Linked DNA regions of Homo sapiens: region 1 is linked to region 2. Evidence: chromatin loops called from intact Hi-C (ENCODE). Cell type or tissue: MCF 10A. All regions are shown on one strand.

Evidence for each region. A loop is a pair of places that touch in the nucleus more often than their neighbours do. Peaks named below come from ENCODE experiments on the same cell type or tissue, not always from the same donor. Only the 100,000 strongest peaks of a DNase experiment are listed, where the experiment ranks them.
Region 1: a loop joins it to region 2, with 3 times the contacts of the local background. A loop is called at or near these places in 1 of 110 quality-filtered maps.

What each region holds. Positions count from the first base shown.
Region 1 is chr13:85,656,370-85,664,369 of GRCh38, reverse strand. No RefSeq gene overlaps it. Among named protein-coding and RNA genes, the nearest start is that of SLITRK6, 140 kb to the left of the region's middle. In MCF 10A, no CTCF peak of the experiment used is centred here; a DNase peak (open chromatin) is centred at 4,699.
Region 2 is chr13:85,795,001-85,803,000 of GRCh38, reverse strand. It overlaps SLITRK6 (SLIT and NTRK like family member 6), which reads left to right and starts at 3,582. Exons shown (of 2, transcript NM_032229.3): 1 at 3,582-4,087; 2 at 6,469-8,000. The coding sequence starts at 6,493. In MCF 10A, no CTCF peak of the experiment used is centred here; a DNase peak (open chromatin) is centred at 3,560.

The sequences.
Region 1 (8,000 bases), 140 kb after region 2:
TTAAAGAGTTTTGTTATTGTTACTCTTGTGCTTTTTGTGTTCATTTTTATTATTTAATCAACCTCTTTGAAGTAATAATTCATTTTTGTAATATTATTTTTCCATAAGTTCCAAGAAAGAAACAGGAGTCCACAGGGGTATTTTGACAAGGAGACTCACTGGGGGCAGGTACTACAGGGAGAATGGGTTGAAATGAATGAGATCAATGTCACAGATGTCTAAAGGAAGGAGGTTGCAAAGTTGTTCAATATGGAATATTTTTTCAACATAAATGCTGGGTATTGTGTAATATGATATTTCCTTGTAACCTCATAAAACATTAGTGATAAGAAAGAAATTAGTAAATGCATACAGAAATGGGATTGCTTATGTATACCAATTAAAGACTAAATAGCAGGCATTTCAGTGTAAACAATACTGGTGAGGAAAATCTGACAGCTAAGAATTTTTTGTTGTCGTTAGTAGCTCATTATGCTAAAATAAATCTCTTTAATTGGATGACTTTTTATTCTGGATAACTTAAGTTTTATTTTATTGGAAAATGTATAACTGATACAGCATAATGGTTAAGTACATGGGTACTAAAGAGAGATTGCAGTGACGGGGGAAGGGAGAGTCTATTCCTGGCTCTGCCACTCATTAACTGTCATCCCTTGGCCGTGCTACTTATTATCTTTGCCTCAGAACTCTTCTGAAAAACCAGGATAATGATACTACCTGTCTCGTAGGATTGTTTTAAAGATGAAATGTGTAAATATTCATAAAGCCCTCACGATGATGACTGGGGAATATTAGGCGCTGAAAGCTCCTATTTATTGGGAAAACCAATATTAACAACATTCATATCTGCACTAAATCCTCATTGAAATATGGGCTAACTAAATGCCTACAAAAAAGACTGCTGAGTAGAAATGTGGTCATAAAGTTAATTATCAATGAGTAAACAATTTATAATGATGAAGATAATAAATGTAATGTCATCACACTGAGGAAAAAAACAGTAGTCTTTACTTAGTAACTAGTACAATTATGAGTTTCTAACCTCACCGGATTTTTTCAGACTTTTTATCAACTTTTCGATGGTAACTTGAATGAGCATGTAAAAGTATGCTACAGAATAATGGAGAGGATGGAAATTAAATGGCAGTCTTACTCTTAGAGTTCAGAAACACACTTTGAGACATGAATGTGAGTGCAGATGGTTTATGTGGTAATCATGAAGAAAAGGAGAAATGAGAGAGATAAGGGGAGATAATCAATACAGTGTGCCTCCATGAGAAATTTACTGCTGTGGTAAACCTGGGCCCAGTCCCACTGGGGACCTTTAGAAATGTATTTAGAAGCCAACTTAGTGCTTGTCCACCTAAGAGTTGAAAGATCTGAGGTATCTGTCTACCAAGTCCACCCCATCACTCTCCCCACATGGTAATTTTCTAGCTCCTGCGGCTTGTCCTGTGTTTGACCAGACCTGCCCCTGCAGCCAGAGGCTGTACTCAGCAGAATCTGCCACTTGTTTTGTAAGAAAGAGCTTCTACTCCAGGCAAGATCCTTGGGTTCAGGCAAGATGGATGCCTGAATTGGCCTCATACTTTGGACAGCAGTGCATATCACAAACTCCTTAACACAAAGAATTAATTTTTCCTTTGGGGGCTCATATGAAAAATTTTTTGAACTTTGGTAACCTTTAAGCATGAGAGGTTTGGTATGGAATTCTGTGTGAGTGGAACTGAGCCCTCCCTGTCAGGGATGTGAGATTGACAGCACAGAAGTGAATGAGCAGGAAAAAAAATCACAGCCACTCTGTGAAGCCAGAGGATGAATATGTGTGGCTTCTTTTGCTGAACAGTGCAAATAAAAATAATTCATGGGAATAACAGGAAAGATGTTACCCAGTTCCAGACAATGCCTATGAGAAGAGGAATGGAATTTGTAGGAAAGAGAAATATGTTACTGGACTTGGAAACTTGAAAATAAAAAGGAACAAGCTACTATTTGGACAAGATATGTGTTGGGAAGATTTCAGGTTTGTCTGTGATTGTGGTAAGGCATTACAGCTGAGAGGTTTTAAAGTATCATGTTGGAATTAATTTAACATCTCCAGGCCAAAAGAAATGGAGCTTTTTTTAAGGAAAAATAATAATAATATAAGAGAGAAGGCAGAAAATACAGAATTTAGTTTTTGAGGTTATGGGTCATGTGGCCCAAAGAACTACATGTTTGGAAGTCAAAGTGATATTAAGAATAGTTCCAGTAATACACATAACTTGGAAAAATTAAATCTATGAAGAGTTGAAAGAATTCAAGATTAATTTCTGAGATTTTAATGGCACTGTATATTAGGCAGTTGGGATTGGGCAGGAAAGTGTGGATGTTTGCCAAAACAGAATGTAAATTTGTAGCTAGAGGTGGGGTGCAGTGAAAATTACTGAAGGAGCTGAAGTTGGAAGGGCTAAGATGGTGGGAACAGGGCTTGGAGCCAGGGGGAAAGCAAGACACAAGCCAGAGCTGAAAGAAGAGTGGGAATGGAGCCAAGGCTATTATTAAGACAGTAGAATGGAAGTTTCAGAGAGATGGGAAGGAAAGAGAGATGAGACTCAAATACAGCATTAGGGACTACACCATGGAAAGGGGTGGGAAAACAAGCCACAGTTATACAAACCATATGAGGTTCATTTTTCTAATAAGTAGACTTAAAGATACATGTAACAAAAATTAAAACAAAAAGGCCTAGGACAGACTTTCCTTCAGCATATAAACTGAGCATTCAATGGCCAACTGTAGAGGAAAGGCATACAGTTCATTCATCTATCATAGCTTTGTTTGCCATGATTTCATGTCTGTTTTTTCATTGTTTTATCTTTTTTGGATAATAAACACTTTTTTTTATTTGAGATGGAGTCTCGCTCTGTTGCCCAGGCTGGAATGCAGTGGTGCAATATCCACTCACTGCAAGCTCCACCTCCTGGGTTCACACCATTCTCCTGCCTCAGCCTCCTGAGTAGCTGTGACTACAGGTGCCCGCCACAATGCCTGGCTAATTGTTTGTATTTTTAGTAGAGACAGGGTTTCACCATGTTAGCCAGGATGGTCTCGATCTCCTGACCTCATGATCCACCTGCCTCAGCCTCCCAAAGTGCTGGGATTACAGACGTGAGCCACCATGCCCGGCCAAATAGTAAACATTTTTAACAACTTCTATCACATGTTCAATTTTTATACTATTGCATTTGCATAAAAAAGAAGAAATTAAAAAATGCACTAGATAAGAATGTAGTGGAAAATCAGTGTTAGGGAAAAGAGAGCAAGTTTTTTATGCTACCATCCATTTTTCCTGTTAAATTAATTAAAAGGAGGCTGCCAGCCTAAAGCTGTCTCTGTACTTTGAATTACTAAATAACAAACTGAAAACTATTTTAGTGTGTAAACAAACTAAACCCTAATTTAAGAGTATATTTTGTAATAAACTGCTGAATTTTAGCCAATCACAGGCAGTCAGTTGATCAGACCATGACCAAATAAGACAAATGCCTCATCACACCATGCCCAAGTAAGGGAGATGTATAGATGTAGCCAGTCAGGTGGTTTCTGTACTTTGCTTCCATGCTCACCCTATAAAAGCTTGCTGCTCATGCTGCTGGGCAGTGTTCTCTGAACCTCTTCTGGTTCTGGCTGTTGTCTGATTCATGAATTGTTCAACGCTCAAATAAAATCTGTTAAATGTAATTTGTCTAAAATTTATCTTTTAACATTTCTCACATTGGAATTCCTTGCCAAGGAAGTTAGACACACCTAGATGAAAGTACAAAGGGGAGACCAAGTACCAATTTAAATATAGCTGAGCAAGCACTCAATACTCCCTGTTTTGGAGAAAATTCAGTTTGAAAAGCTAGCTGAGTTGAAGACACTTGCATGAGTTTTTCTTTTTCTGAATCTAAGTTTCGAATTTTATGAAAAAAATCCATAAAACGTTTCTGGAAATCCGGAGTGAGATTTGGAGAATCTGTTGACCACATCCATTCCTGAAGCAAAGGAAGAGAGAGAGAGATCTAGGTAGCTGATTTTTAAAAAGAATAACCATGTGAACCAATTTTATCTGTTTAGATAGTGACTTGGTACTTAAACAATCAATTTTAAATGTATCTTTTCTTAGGGGAGGTGGCAAGCCTCTTAAGGCAGCAAGCAAAGCAGGGCCAGATGAAGGAAACAAAATAGGAGCTTAAAGTCCAGCAATACAATATTCATTCATGTATGTATTTATGCATTTAATAAATATTTATGAAGTGTCCATATGTGCCAAACATTTTCTTTTAGTTGCTGGGGACCAGATTCATTAGAAGCCAAGACAAGTCTCTATATAGGGAGAGTTTTCAACTCTAGTGGAAACCAACAAGCAAAAAAAGAAAATATCAGATATTGGAATATGCTATGTAGAAAGTGACTGACTTTCATGGAAGAGTGATAAGAAGACTTCCTTAGGTAGAACAGACACATAGCCTACTCCGAGGGTGTGGAAGTTTAGCTGATTCCTCAATGCTAAGCCAGCTAAAACATATACGAAGAAAGTATAGCAGGCAAAACAGTCAGCAAATTTAAATATATTATGATGAAGGAAAAGTTTTATTTGTTTTAGAAAGAGGAAGACAGCCAGAGCAAGAGGAATTCAGTAGCTTGAGGGGAAAGTAATGAGACATGGTTTCGTAAGAGTTGGCAAGAGCCTCAGAGGGCCCAGAAGAAAAGAGTGCCAACTGTCTACTTCATTCTAAGTTCATTGGGAAGCCTTTTTGAGTTTTAACCAGGTAAACAACACGGACTTCTATTTATAATCATTGGAATATGTGGACACCATGTACAAATAGATTCATCAAGCTGAGAAATTGATTTTTTATTAAAAAATACACAATTCATTTCAGAGCATGTCTTAACTCATTTATAATAGTATTAACAAAGATGTAAGTTAATGTTCATAACAATTTTAGGAAATGAGGAAAAAAAGAGTAACCATTTCAAAATGGTGTTTTGCTAGTCACTGCTTGTTTGCTTGGAAACCTCACTTTCCCCCAACTCTGCTCTGAGTTTCAAGGGATGACCCTTGTAAACTGTATTTCCTGGTTCCACTGGGAACTATCTTTCAGTTAAATTTCATCACTGGGATGCTCTGGAAGGAGACTGGAGGACAAAAGGTGAAGGAAGCCAAGGCACTATCTCCCTCTTCACTTCAGGTGACACCTCTGGCAGTGACTACATGCCCTCTCTGAGAAGCAACTGCTAGCTTTAGAATCCACCAGGCAGTTCAAGTTGCTGAGTTCTGGTAACATCCACTCCTCTTTTTGAACCTTGAGCCCAGTGGGTGAAGTACCTTAATCTGTTGCTAATTTGTGTTTCACCTTCTTGGCCATTGCATCTTTTTGCAACTGTCATGATTAGATTCTTCTATTGAATTCTCTCTATTTAATTATCTGAGTTGGATTATGTTTCTTTGGTTGGACCATGAGTGACATAAATTCCTACCCCTTCTTTGGCTTATTTCAATATAATATACTTCTAAGCTGATAATTAGGATAATGCTTTATATTTATAGAGCATTTTCACTATTATCTTACACAAGGAATTTGTATTTTATTTAATCTATTTTTATTTATAATGTTCCCAGTAAGAAGTACTTCCAGAAATAAAGATTCTAGACATTCAGTGTATTAGAGAACTGAACTTTCAGGTATAGGACTTATTTGGTCTGGCTGATTTGGGTCAATAATTTTGTGATGGAGATGAAAATGGATAGTAAGTCAACTTCTGTACTATAATTATCAAGGTGCAGAAATACCTACTTTTCAGATAAAGCTCCTGATGTTCTGGCATAATTGTGTTATAACAAATAAATTCTTTAATATACAACCAAATTTGGAAAATCTAATACTTTAAGACACACTTAGTTATTCATAACATATTCCTTATAGATTTTATCACATGCTCTTCTAATATTTAAACCAGGGTTGTTTAATGTTTTGAATGGTTTTATAATAATAAAGATTTTGAGTGGGCTGGTTGTGGAATGAAAGTAAAAGTTATGGAGAGGCTAGCAGAAAGCACTAAAATACAGAGAAACTAAGTGACACAGGTAGGAGAGTACATATCAGAAGAGAAAGGGAGATGGGAGGACACATTCAAGTAACATCTGTCATCATTAACTACTTACCTGCCTCTCCTCTCAGGCCTTGACTGCAAGTGTCATAAATCATTTAGCTTTTTATCACCAACTCCTAGAATAGGGACAGGCTTATGGTGATCATCAATTATCTTTGTTGACTGAATAAACTGAGAAAGCAGAAAATGTCTTTTCCTTCTTTCTTTCCTTCCTTCTTTCCTTTCTTCCTTCTTTCCTTCCTTCCTTCCCTCCCTCCTTCCCCCCTCCCTCCTTCCTTCCTTCCTTCTTTCATTTCTTCTTTCTCTCTCCATATATTTTTCATTTTTTCTTCCTCCATTTACATATACAAGCATGAGTTAAATTACATTCTACTGCATCACATGTATCTTTTCTGCATTTGCATTTAAATAAATATATAAAATTTAATTTTATGCTTTTGTGAGATTATCATTTATACCTACAATTCTTAAAACAACAAAGTTAATTTTTCTCTCCATATTGTTTGTATTGTACCTGCTTTATTAATGTAACCCTGGATGATATGAGAGTCAGTATAGAAGAATGGAAAGCATAGAACACTGAATTAGTAAACTTTTCAATCACATTCTTGTTCTGCCCTTTACTAGCTGTGTGACTTTAGATAAGTTTCTCTATCTGTCAAATGGAGACACTCATAATTGTCTCATGATTTTTGTAAGAACAAAGGAAATAAACGAAAGTTGCCAGGTAAATAATAAATGATATTTTGACTCCTTCTCCTTTAGTTCTCAGTTTAAACATCTAGTGCTTACAGAAGACTAACATGACTTTATTTCCTTAACTCCACTGTTCTACCCCTAGTAATATTTATACCTGTTAACTTCTTTTCCAACCCTCTGGAATTCTCCTTGACAGTACTCACTATTCTTATGACATCTAGCCCAATTACTGCCTTCCTTAAAGTTCCTTATATCAGAAACGACATGCATTGTATTCAGAGTATCTGGCAAGCATGTACTAGATACTCTAGATTTGTGTTGAATGAATGAAACAGTATTTAAGGTGATGTGTTTCCTTACCTGTTGCCCATTAGGCACCACCACTCTTTTCTAAAGCTAAAGATTATTTTTCCCAGAATCCTCCTCCCTGTATGTGGTTCCTAGTTGGAGTGTGCCAATAACAGGCGTTCACGTGTGATTTAGCACAAAGAAGTGAAACAGAAGCCATTATTTCTGAGAAGCAGTTGCATCCTGAAGCTTATGCAGAGGAGAGATTTACAGCATGTCTCCCGGCTCTTGAGAACTATTTACTTCATCACTGCAACCTAAGTAGTTGGTAGGACCTCCTTAGAGAATCTTGGCAACTGCAGAAATTTACAAACTAGCTCCTGAGAAACAGATTTCACTGCTTCAATTTGACAACGTTGGTGTGAAATCCTCTATTGTGGAAGCTCTCTTCACTACCACTCTCTTGATCTTTCAGTGGTTTTAAACCCCTAATATTATCCTAAGCACCTTTTACTTGATTAAACAGAGTGGCTTCTGACTTTTTATATGATTTTTTCACTGGCACAGGTGCTTCACAGAGTAGTAATAAACTAGTTAATTTTAAACAGGAGCCAAAGGTGAAATTATTTTCAAAAAGAGTACAGGAAAGTCATAATGTCAAATTCCATTTCTAGAAGCAGGTACATACAGAGCTCTAAAATTTTTGCAGTAAAATAAAAATGGAAGCAAAAACGGCTACAAAAATCACAAGATTATGTCACATAAAACAGTTTTCAGGTGCCGCATAACCATTCATCAATTAAGACCACAGATATATTTTCTTCATATAGCCTTCAAAAAGAAAGACTATTAGAAATGATAATTCTTGATAT
Region 2 (8,000 bases):
TTTCAGTGTAATTTCCTGACAGTACAAAGAAAGCAGAGCCCACAATACTATGTTTCCCAATAATGTGTTTAATATTCCTTTTAAAACAATCAAATAAGTATGTAAAAAGTGAAACTGAGTAAGATTATTTAATTTTTTTTCAAAGAGTGAAATGACTAGCTAATATTTAAAATTCCCTAGAGTATTATCATCCCCCCCAAATCACCAAGTTTCATACTTTCTAACTTCAGAGTATTTAAATATGCCTTTGTCTACACCACAGATGGTACAGAGTTCTCTCCCTGCAAGGCTTTCAGATTTTTGAATTAAACTCAATCTCACACATCTTCACTTTACCTCTTAAATGTGACACTAAAAAAGGTGGAAAGCCACTCTAAGGTGGAACTGGTCCTATTTAGAATGAATAAATCTCATTGTTTTACTTTTTTCTTTTCTTTTTCCAGTGCTCATTCTTGGTCTTTTCATTCTATTTGTACCGTACACACTATCAGTTCAACAAATTTCATAAAACATTCTACCACATAGTCTTTGAGGTCATCGGCTATTAAGATGATCTCCCCACATCCATGAAAGCAGGGAGGGAAGGACTTCACTTCCTATGTCCTCATGCACAATAAAATATGCTGATGGTAGGCTGCCGCTCTAAAATTAATAACAGAGATGGGTTTATTTCTTCTGACTGCTTGGTATAATTCAATGCAATTGTAATACTTTTATGTTGGCCCTTTAGAAATATACACTCTGAAAGCAGAGATATTGTTAAATGTCACAATAACACATAATTTACAGGTTGTGATTAAAAATAATTAATAAAAAAAATTTAGCCAGGCATGGTGGTGGGCACCTGTTATCCCAGCTACTTGGGAGGCTGAGGCAGGAGAATTGCTTGAAGCCAGGAGACTGAGGTTGCAGTGAGCCAACACTCCAGCCTGGGCAACAGAGTGAGACTCCATCTCAAAAAATATTATTATTATTAATAATTAGCCTGTAATCCTAGCACTTTGGGAGGCCAAGATGGGAGGGTCACTTGAGGCCAGGAGTTTGAGAACAGCCTGGGAAACCTGGTAAGACCCCCATCTCTATAAAAAAAATAAAAGAATCAACTGGGCATGGTAGTGCATGCCCCAAGTCCCAGGTACTTATTATGAGGCTGAGATGGGAGGATCTCTTGAGCCTAGGAGTTGGAGGTTACTGTGAGCTGCGATTGCACCACTGTACTCCAGCCTGGATAACAGAGTGAGACCCTGTCTCTATATATAATAACAATAATAATAATACATAATAATAATTTGAAGTTACGGGGGAGCAGGCATAGATTAGGTGGGAAGATAAATAAAATTCATTGTTTATTATAATCATGTGATGAATTTATTATTAAAACTACACTAAGAAAGTACTTTCCCATTGATTACTTGGAAATTAAAAATATTGTTAAAATAAATGTTGTTCAATAATCATTAGCACATATCCTGCCATAATAAACATTTTGGAAAAAATGGCTACAGTACTGATTTGATATAATGACTGAAGAATTACAGTGAAAAAAACCTAGAGAACAGCAGACTTGTCTACGATCTTTTCAGATGTGCTAGTGTATATTTTAACTAAGTTTGAGATAATGCTGAGTAATTCATTATCAACATTACCACTTTAAATTAAAAGTTATAGATTGCTCCTCAAATAATTTTTTTTTAGTTTTTTATTCCCAATGAAAGCTTATAGAACAACTGAATAATTTTTTTTTAAAAAAGTGTGTTTAGTCAATATTTCTCTCCCTTACCATCATGGGGAATTGACCAGTAATTACTGCAATTGCCCAGTAATTTATGCACTAAAAAGACAAGATTCATTATGTAGGAAAGGAATTCATGATAAAAATCTTCAAATTTCTGCTATGTGTATATGACTGATAAAATAGATACATGATCAAATTGAAGGACATGAGAGAAACATGTGTCAATCTACAAAGAAATTACTTTCATTTGTCCATATGTAGGCTTGAAAAATTTTGCTCCACATACTATGCTACTAGAATATTTCTCCTATGCACTTGACTGCAAAACCTAAAGGAATGCATGTGAAAAATTAGGACTACAGGGTTGGGAGGGAAATTATTCTTGCCCCTTCTTTTTTTATTGATTAAAATTCTAATTTCTAACTATCTATCTAAATAATTACCTTGATTTAATTAATTTGGCTAGCAGCTAGCAGGAAATTGTGCCAAACACTAATTATTTATATTTAACTTCACTTATACTCTTCATTCTCTCATTTTTTTATTTTTATTGTATTTTCGAACCCCCTCCTCTGTATCATCATCTCTTTTCCATGTTAAAGCACAAAATGTCATTAAAATAAACGAGAAACTTAATTACTGGGAAATATAAAGTAAAGTGAGAATACTGAAAATTCCCACAGAGCCCTTATGTGTTTAGAGCCAATATACCACCCTGAGACGATAAAACTATATCAATCTGAGTGTATGTCATTAAATAATAATGTGATATTCTTCTATTTTGATGATTTAAACTATATCAACTCTCCTTTTTAAAAACAGCACTTTCTGAAATGACACCTACTATTACATAGAAGGCCTCTAGAATCTGTATTTATTCTAAACAGAATAAACAAATAAAAGACAGCATCTAGTATATGCACTTTGGATGTGAAAAAGTTCAGGAAGGTAGGTAAGAAGAATAACTTTTTAAACCACAGGCTTTTTGAGAAATAAGGAATCTGACAAGAGTAATAATGGTGATGATTCAGAAACTTTTAAGAGCTGAAGAAACACGCAACTTTTAAGATATAACCTATTAAGAATAAATTCTCTCTGAGCTAGCACTATACAAATCAGGTTATTGTAATATCTACATATTTCACTTGTTTCATTTTATCTGTAAAGATATAATGTTATATTTTTGAAAGTGATAAACAGAACTTTATCAATGATAATTATTTTGTGTTTAAAGATTTTTAAATATATTTTAAAATAATTATGCTTTTCTTCTAAATAAATATATTAAAATAACTGAAAGATCTTCATTTCTAAGTTTAATTATTGAATATTAGCTCTAGGGAAAGAAATAATGAAGTAAAAACTTAGAGTCCCTAACATAAGGCTTTAAAAAAGTTAAATGGTGAATACAAAAATACAAATATTGCAGGGAAGCAGTTCGTGTTAACATTTTACAATCTAGTTAGTGCACAATTTCAACTATAAATACCAGATTTAAAAAAAAAAAGAAAAAAAAGAGGCAACTACTCTATAGGCAGCATTCTTGTGTTTCCTGCACACATGTGTGCAAACACTACAGAACAGTGTTAGTTGAGAATTTAACATAACGTATTATTTAGCTTGCTATAACACAATGTACTATTAAGCATTTAAAATGACGTGTTATTATTTCCATCAAAATTCACTTGCACTATATTTGGTATTGAAAGGAGTGGAAAGACCATTTGCAGAAAGAGGAGGAGTTGAGCAGTCCCAAGGTGGAGCTGTCTCTTGTGTTATATGACACTGGCAGATTAAAACGCTCTGATGGGGAAGGGCTTAAAGGCTGAGTCAAAAGCCAAGAAGTCTCTTTATTTACGCCTACCTCCCAGCCCTTGGCAATCTGACTAATAACAAACTGAGCTAACAAGAAATACTAGAAAAGGAGGAAGGAGAACATTGCTGTAGCTTGGATCTACAACCTAAGAAAGCAAGAGTGATCAATCTCAGCTCTGTTAAACATCTTGTTTACTTACTGCATTCAGCAGCTTGCAAATGGTTAACTATATGCAAAAAAGTCAGCATAGCTGTGAAGTATGCCGTGAATTTTAATTGAGGGAAAAAGGGACAATTGCTTCAGGATGCTCTAGTATGCACTCTGCTTGAAATATTTTCAATGAAATGCTCAGTATTCTATCTTTGACCAGAGGTTTTAACTTTATGAAGCTATGGGACTTGACAAAAAGTGATATTTGAGAAGAAAGTACGCAGTGGTTGGTGTTTTCTTTTTTTTAATAAAGGAATTGAATTACTTTGAACACCTCTTCCAGCTGTGCATTACAGATAACGTCAGGAAGAGTCTCTGCTTTACAGGTAAGATGAATGTTTCCAGGCTTTTCTTATACTTATTTTTGCATTATAGTAAAGTGATTGAATTTGTATGTTCGCTTCCTTTAAATAAACAACTTTGCATTAAAGGATACTCAATTTCATTCTTGCTTACTGGCACAACTAACACTGGAGCAGATGCCTGTATTCTCTGAGAAGCAGACATTTAGTCTAACAGCTGGCTACAGAGAAGAACAAATATAATATTCCACTATTTCTTTTGCAACATGCAGTTTGTTGTTAGAAACTAAATATGTGTGCTTTCTGAAGGAAGGATCACTTCCAAATGCGAATGTTGAATTGCAAATATAAGCAGAATATTGAATAATTCTTTGCATTTTGTATGCTACTTATTTTCTGATTTGAAAATACGTATTCTCAGAAAACATGTCAATGAGTATCTTTTGACCTCTTTACCACTGTATCAGATATTGTCAGTAGAGAACCACTTTTCACATCTGTGTGTGTTTCTGAAAAGATTAGAAACTGTTTCCTAGCACGTTTTGAAGAGCATAAAATTCATACAGGATTTACAAAATAACAAGAGTTTATCACTGAAAAATTATTTACTATTTTCTCTGATGCTATACCTGGTGAAATAAATCTTATTCTTTCTTGGTAATTTATGAATAAGTACTTTTAGTGATTGTGGAAGCTAATCCACAAGTTGAAGACTCCAACTACAAGCTGCTTGTTTATAAACTCAGCACACAAAGCTGTTTAAAATCAAATTATTTACCTACAGAAAAATAAAATCTTCTAACTTTCCCTTTACACAGAGGCAGTATGTTGTTTTGTTTCTTCAGTTGCCTTTTGCCTTTCAGGAACTTTGTACTATATGTGTTTTCAATAAAACACTATGTTTTCAGGGAATGCAAGTTTACTTTCAGGATTGTTGATTGGGTTCTGGTATGTTTTACCTGATTGTGAATTTTAATTTGATTCAGTTACTGTTCATATTTCAAACAACAAAAATGAAAACTGATTACTATTTTGAAAAGTTGAATAGTCATAAGATGTGTTTATATTTCAATTTAGTTTATATAAGTTTAAAGTATAATATTTAAAGGAAGGAAATAAAATTAGATCTCATTAGAGCTATAAATGTTTACCTTGCATAACTGTCATTTAAAGGGCAAAACCTTTTTAAGAATTGCTGTTTCAGATGCATTTGTTATGTGTTTCAGGATTAGAATACGTGATGTTATTCTGAACCATCCTTTTTTTCTTTTACTGAATTTGAAATATCATCAAAAAGTTTAATATGGTACAGTTTGTTTCAGATTTCATTGTTTGCGACTTTAAGCCTTTTAATAAAGGCTTAAAGCTGCTTAATTATGTGATGACATTCCGTGCCCTAAAGACTGTTTCAAGACCTCATTAGGAAGTCATTTGCTAGAAGTTTATATGAAGCATTGTTTATTCTTTTACAACAGCCTGAAATGTGTGTTAAAGATTAATCTTGCTTCTTTAGTTTTTATCATTTCCACCTCATCTATAACGTAATTAAGAAGCAGTAAGCAATATACTGCTTCTAGAAATTCAATATTAAATATAATGATTTAAGTGAAATTTGAATGGTCACACTTAAGTGTATGTATCTGATACTATTACGCTTATACAAACTACCCTTGATTGAATAGTTAAAAGAGTTCTTATAGTACTGTACTTTATAACATGATCAAAGACGCATTTTCCTCAAGGTTTTCAAAATAAACAATAAAATTAGTATATATATATATATATAGCCAAAACCGAAGCAGGTTAAAACACAGACACAGTTATTAGATGTTATTGTGTGACACCCAGTTCAACAATATAAAGACAATGCATGCTACATGCGTACATGCATACACACATACACATATGCACACATACATTCTTTTATCATTTTTTACATTCCCTACAGTTCTCTATGCTTACGGCTAATAACTATGTAATTGTCTTTTACTATAATCCTCCAGCCTTAAATGTATGACCATAAGGTTAAAAAATATTTTCAAATATATAACTTTGCATCACAGTGAAGTATCAGTGCTCTAAGGCAGCATCTCTCTCATCTGTTAAAATGCAGGTTATTCATCAGATGTGAGCACAAATTTTATGATATAATATTTTAAATCCCCCTTGACCTAAATTTTATATTTTGAACACAATGCAAGTTAAAAGTCAGCCAGACTTGCCTGTCTGAGTATTAGGAAAAAAAAAAAAGAAACAAATGATGTAAATGCAGCAAGGTACCCATATTTTCATGGTAATCCGTCATTTGCTTTTTGGAGAAAAACCTATTATTTTGAAAATATCAGCTTCATCTCCTCCCCAGTTCTGCCCACTAAAGTCCCTTGCTATTGCGTTTTATTTTACAGAATCGGATTTCATCACATGACAACATGAAGCTGTGGATTCATCTCTTTTATTCATCTCTCCTTGCCTGTATATCTTTACACTCCCAAACTCCAGTGCTCTCATCCAGAGGCTCTTGTGATTCTCTTTGCAATTGTGAGGAAAAAGATGGCACAATGCTAATAAATTGTGAAGCAAAAGGTATCAAGATGGTATCTGAAATAAGTGTGCCACCATCACGACCTTTCCAACTAAGCTTATTAAATAACGGCTTGACGATGCTTCACACAAATGACTTTTCTGGGCTTACCAATGCTATTTCAATACACCTTGGATTTAACAATATTGCAGATATTGAGATAGGTGCATTTAATGGCCTTGGCCTCCTGAAACAACTTCATATCAATCACAATTCTTTAGAAATTCTTAAAGAGGATACTTTCCATGGACTGGAAAACCTGGAATTCCTGCAAGCAGATAACAATTTTATCACAGTGATTGAACCAAGTGCCTTTAGCAAGCTCAACAGACTCAAAGTGTTAATTTTAAATGACAATGCTATTGAGAGTCTTCCTCCAAACATCTTCCGATTTGTTCCTTTAACCCATCTAGATCTTCGTGGAAATCAATTACAAACATTGCCTTATGTTGGTTTTCTCGAACACATTGGCCGAATATTGGATCTTCAGTTGGAGGACAACAAATGGGCCTGCAATTGTGACTTATTGCAGTTAAAAACTTGGTTGGAGAACATGCCTCCACAGTCTATAATTGGTGATGTTGTCTGCAACAGCCCTCCATTTTTTAAAGGAAGTATACTCAGTAGACTAAAGAAGGAATCTATTTGCCCTACTCCACCAGTGTATGAAGAACATGAGGATCCTTCAGGATCATTACATCTGGCAGCAACATCTTCAATAAATGATAGTCGCATGTCAACTAAGACCACGTCCATTCTAAAACTACCCACCAAAGCACCAGGTTTGATACCTTATATTACAAAGCCATCCACTCAACTTCCAGGACCTTACTGCCCTATTCCTTGTAACTGCAAAGTCCTATCCCCATCAGGACTTCTAATACATTGTCAGGAGCGCAACATTGAAAGCTTATCAGATCTGAGACCTCCTCCGCAAAATCCTAGAAAGCTCATTCTAGCGGGAAATATTATTCACAGTTTAATGAAGTCTGATCTAGTGGAATATTTCACTTTGGAAATGCTTCACTTGGGAAACAATCGTATTGAAGTTCTTGAAGAAGGATCGTTTATGAACCTAACGAGATTACAAAAACTCTATCTAAATGGTAACCACCTGACCAAATTAAGTAAAGGCATGTTCCTTGGTCTCCATAATCTTGAATACTTATATCTTGAATACAATGCCATTAAGGAAATACTGCCAGGAACCTTTAATCCAATGCCTAAACTTAAAGTCCTGTATTTAAATAACAACCTCCTCCAAGTTTTACCACCACATATTTTTTCAGGGGTTCCTCTAACTAAGGTAAATCTTAAAACAAACCAGTTTACCCATCTACCTGTAAGTAATATTTT